Regions from separate parts of the Homo sapiens genome. Here region 1 is linked to region 2. Evidence: chromatin loops called from intact Hi-C (ENCODE). Cell type or tissue: HCT116. All regions are shown on one strand.

The links. Peaks named below come from ENCODE experiments on the same cell type or tissue, not always from the same donor. Only the 100,000 strongest peaks of a DNase experiment are listed, where the experiment ranks them.
Region 1: it touches region 2 in a loop (6-fold over the local background); 17 of 110 quality-filtered maps call a loop at or near these places.

Annotation. Positions count from the first base shown.
Region 1 is chr19:58,327,793-58,330,292 of GRCh38, reverse strand. All of the region lies in intron 1 of ZSCAN22 (zinc finger and SCAN domain containing 22), which reads right to left. Among named protein-coding and RNA genes, the nearest start is that of ZSCAN22, 2.0 kb to the right of the region's middle. In HCT116, a CTCF peak has its summit at 1,126 (motif pointing left); no DNase peak of the experiment used is centred here; H3K4me3 peaks cover 1,007 bases; H3K27ac peaks cover 498 bases.
Region 2 is chr19:58,512,848-58,515,347 of GRCh38, reverse strand. It overlaps ZBTB45 (zinc finger and BTB domain containing 45), which reads left to right. Exons shown (of 3, transcript NM_001316979.2): 3 at 1,038-1,818. The coding sequence ends at 1,294. Among named protein-coding and RNA genes, the nearest start is that of SLC27A5, 2.1 kb to the right of the region's middle. RefSeq lists silencers at 925-974, 1,085-1,284, 1,305-1,354. In HCT116, a CTCF peak has its summit at 1,282 (motif pointing left); a DNase peak (open chromatin) is centred at 1,187; H3K4me3 peaks cover 1,904 bases; H3K27ac peaks cover 2,157 bases.

The DNA.
Region 1 (2,500 bases), 190 kb after region 2:
CTCCAGACGGAGTCTTGCTTTGTCGCCCAGGCTGGAGTGCAGTGGCGCAATCTTGGCTCACTGCAAGCTCTGCCTCCTGGGTTCACGCCATTCTCCTGCCTCAGCCTCCCGAGTAGCTGGGACTACAGGCACCCACCACCACACCCAGCTATTTTTTTTTGTACTTTTAGTAGAGACGGGGTTTCACCGTATTAGCCACGATGGTCTCGATCTCCTGACCTCATGTTCCGCCCACCTCAGCCTCCCAAATTGCTGGGATTACAGGCATGAGCCACTGCGCCTGGCCGCATGTAGGCAATGCTTAACTTTTTAAGAAACTGCCAGGCTGTTTTGCAAATTGGCTATACCATTTTGCATTCCCACCAGTTGTGGATGAGGGTTCCAATTTCTCTACATCCTTACCAAGGTATTTTATACTATGGTAGTTCCCCCTTATCTGCAGGGGATGTGTTCCAAGACCCTCCAGTGGATGCCTGAAACCATGGATATTACTGAACCTTATATATTCTATATTTTTTTCTTATTATATACCCTTGATAAAGTTCATAAGTTAGGCATAGTAAGAAATTAACAACAATGACTAATAAAATAGAACAATTATAACAATACACTGTAATAAAAGCTATATTAATGTGGTCTTTCTCTCTCTCTCAAAATATTTTATTGTACTATATTCACCAAAACTGAAGATGAGGGGTGACTACTGTATTACTTTTCTTGACATTCTCTACTTCCCACAGTGAATTTGTTTTCTCTTATAGTCAGGAAGAATACCCTAAATTAAGTGTAACCTCTCCTAGGAGACCTCGACACTTTGCTTTGGCCACATACTACTCCTTACTCAAAGACTTAGCCTCTCCCTCTCCCATCCACGACTCCCACAGTTTTAAGTATTTGGAGTTCTTTTTCCTTTCCTTCAATGTCAGCCAGGACGCTCAGTGTGCCTGGAGTCTCTGCTCAAGGAAGTCACCCTGGACAGAGATGCAGGAGGCCTGAGAAAGAGCAATGGCCTTGGGCACAGGAAGAAGAGAACGTTACTCTAAAACAAGACCCCAATCCTGAAACCTTTTGGTGACCGCTGGTGACCTCTGGTGGCCTCTGGCCAAGCTGCGTTTAAGCCCCTTCGCCGCACTGTAAAGTTCTCCTGGGTCTCTTGTGGCCTTTCTAAGCCCCTTGTCGCCCCTGCTGCTCTCGAGTTCTGAAATCCGTCTCTGACGGATTCCTCTGGGCTCTCTAGGCCTCATCTTAGCTGCCACTTTCCTCAGGTGTCATCCCAGATACCTGGTACTAGTCTAAGTCCTCTTCCCAGAGTGCCCTGGGTAACTCTTTGCTAGTTCTGTACTGTTTCCTCAGAGAGGCTGGGCTGTCCTGGAGCCACAGCACACAGGACTTGCCCTATAGCAGGTTCACAATAAGCAGGCATTAAGCAAATGGAATGACCAGTAAAGGCTGAGCATGGTTACCCAAGAATGTAGGGAATCATGAGGGGAAGGAGGAGCAAGGGTGGCAGGGATGACAATAGATGCTGCAACAGCTTCCAAGTTCTCTTTTGCACCCCTGGAACACCTGTTCTGGAGAAATCCCTCATGACGGTCTCTGAAATACATGTATGTGAAACTTCCTCAGCCTCCTCAGCCAACCTCAACTCCTATCAGGTTGAGGTTCCCCATCCACAGCTGCTTTACCAACCAAGGAGGGTGGTTCTTTTCATTTCTCACACATGGATTATACCAAGCCTGATAATGGTACCTACCTCAGAGGGTTGCTATGAGATTATGTGAGGTGATTTATTATAAGTGTCCAGCACAGGCCTGGTGCACAGTAAACATGCAGTAGATGTATGGATACCATAGCCCCCTGCTACACGTAAGCAAACACTGGGGGACATATCCATAAGCCCAGCTGAATGACCACTAGTCACTCAGTTTCAGCTGCAGACATGGCAAAGCACAAATCCTCTCTCATATGCTTGGTAAACTGTTTGTGGATCACCCAAGTTTTAGTCTCCCTGATAAAAATCTCAGTCAATCAGATATTAACACATATTATCTCAGGTACAGTCTGTCAGCCACAGCCTTCAAAATACCCAGACACAGGAAATATCTCAATGTCACCTATAATCAGTCAAATAAACACAGGCCTGGCCAGGCATGGTGGCTCATGCCTATAATCCCAGCACTTTGGGAGGCCTAGGCAGGTGGATCACCTGAGGTCAGGAGTTCCGGGCCAGCCTAACCAACATGGTGAAAGCCCGTCTCTACCAAAAATACAAAAATTAGCCAAGTGTGGTGGCCGGTGCCTGTAATCCCAGCTACTCGGGAGGCTGACGCAGGATAATCGCTTGAACCCGGGAGATGGAGGTTGCAGTGAGCCGAGATTGCGCCACTGCACTCCAGCCTGGGCAACAGAGCAAGACTCCGTCTCAAAAATAAACACAGGCCCTCGCAGCATTTCCATCACACAGTATTATTCTGATCACAGTCATTCATAATCTTAGTCA
Region 2 (2,500 bases):
GAGATAGGGTTTTTTTTTTTTTAATTTTTTTTGAGACCGAGTCTCCCTCTGTTGCCCAGGCTGGAGTGCAGTGGTGTGATCTCGGCTCACTGCAACCTCTGCCTCCTGGGTTCAAGTGATTCTTGTGCCTCAGTCTCCCAAGTAGCTGGGATTACAGGCGTGCACCACCACACCCGGCTATTTTTTGTATTTTTAGTAGAGATGGGGTTTCACCACGTTGGTCTCGAACTCCTGGCCTCAAGCGATCTGCCTGCCTTGGCCTCCCAAAGTGCTGGGATTACAGGTGTGAGCCACCACGCCTGGCTGAGACAGGCATTTTGTTAACATCTGATGAATCTAGGGGTGGACTCAGACTGCCTCCCCTCCCCTAACCCAGAATGAGGAGCTCTCTCTATCACACCAAGGACATTATAGTGGCCAGCGGGCAGGGGTTCTGGGCAACTGGGGCTTCCTGCAGGAAGGTGGCAGATGTGCCCAGGTCCCTCCTTATGAAAGGGCACTGGCCTTGTCAGACTGAGTTTAGGGGACTCTATGGGCATAGGCGAGGGGGGCCAGGACCCAGTGTCTCCCTGTGCCGGGTGGGTAGGGGTTGAGGGGGAGGGTACCTGAGGGTAGAGGGAGATCCCAGTGGGCAGTCCAGATGGCCAACAGATGTTCCAGACAGGCTGGGTTCCTTGCAGACAGGGTGCTTGCTGGATTTAGGGGTGCCCTGTCACAGTGATATCCCAGGATAACAGAAAGGGGGTCCCTGCCAGGAAGGGATGGGAGAGGGGTACCTCACAGTGTATGAGGATCCCTGTTGGGCAGGAAAGTCCCAACGTGAAGGGAGGTCCTGGAGAGGAGGGGGTGTCCCTGCTGGGCAGGAAGATCCCATAGTGAGGGGAGGGTTCTCTGATAGGCAAGGGATCCCGGGGTGGTGGTTCGGGAGGGGAGGGGAGCCCCTGCTAGGTCCAGGAGCCCAGGTGGGGGTGGGGTGGGGTGGGGGCGGGGAGCTGTAGAGTCTGACTTGCGTTCGCGGCCCGCCCTGTCTTCCGCAGGGGAGAAGCCGCACCAGTGCGCCGTGTGCTGGCGATCCTTCTCTCTACGCGACTACCTGCTCAAACACATGGTCACGCACACCGGCGTGCGCGCCTTCCAGTGCGCCGTCTGCGCCAAGCGCTTCACGCAGAAGAGCTCGCTCAACGTGCACATGCGCACTCACCGGCCCGAGCGCGCGCCCTGCCCCGCCTGCGGCAAGGTCTTCTCGCACCGCGCGCTGCTGGAGCGCCACCTGGCGGCGCACCCTGCGCCCTGATGGCGCTGGGGCCTGGCCTCGCCCACGGTGGATCCGGGGCCTCCCGCACAGTCGGCCACGCCCGCTGCGGGACCCGTGGTTCCCGCCACTAGACCACGCTCCCTCCTGAGCGCAGGTCCTCTCTCTCCCTTCACCCTTTCTCCATACCAGGGCCTAAGTCCGCCTTACTCCTCTCCTCCATGTACTTGAACCCTCCAGGTGGTGCCGGGCTGGGGCTGGGGCTGGTTAGACCACTTCTGAGAACTGGACTATTTCCTGCGTAAACCGGGCGCTCAGGCGCTTGGACCCGGCCCAAGATTTGACTCCGGTTCTCACCCCGCCCTCTCCTGGGGTGGTGGTGGGGGCTGGGGGGCCGCTTGCCTGCCCCAGGGTCAGGCTGGGCAAGGTCCCTAGCTCTCTACCCAAGCTGTTACTCCCTCATGGGGCGCCTAAGGAGACTCAAGTGGACCCATCATATATGGGGGCTGGGCCTCGGGACTCTCGCTCTAATAAAGGACTGTAGGCCATGGGGCCTAAACCACGAAGCTGTGAGCACCTGGATCAGTGCGTGCCTTGCCCTCATAGACAAGATGTGAGTGTCAGGGTTCAGCGTCCCTGTTCTTGGGTGGCATCCATGCGGCCCACAGGCTGTCCTGGGCAGGAACAGGATGGTCCACTTTGCCATCTAGGACCTCTATTCTGTAGGGGCTAAGGTGGGCTGCATATATAACCAGCACTTGGTTCTCTTGGATCCCTCAGTCCTGTGGGGAGTAGGATAGGCAGGCCACATCTGAGGTGGGTCTCCGAGAGGGAGGCCACGTGAAAGCCCCATCATACTCCTGGTTGCTGCTGTCCACGACCTTTAAGGCCCCTCCCATAGATCTTCCAGTCAGGCTCTAAGGGTCTTTTGGACTTAAGACTTCCCCTCCCCGACCTTGATGGACATGGCTGAGCACCTTACTTGTGGGGAGCCCAGGGGGATCTTTGGGGCCAGGTTGCACTGAGGGTATATAAGCCCCCATATATCTGCCCTTGGTGCTGGGGGCAAAGTTCAGGGAGGGCTCCGATGGCCGTGTTGGGGGCAGGAAACAGTGAGGGGTGGGATCCTGGGGCTGACTGCTGGGCGGTTGGGGACACCACCCCTACTGGCCAGCCAGTGTCCCAGGCCCCTGCATCCAGCGGAGAGAGCAGCCACTCTTTGCCCCTCTCCTCTTCAGCACAATAGTG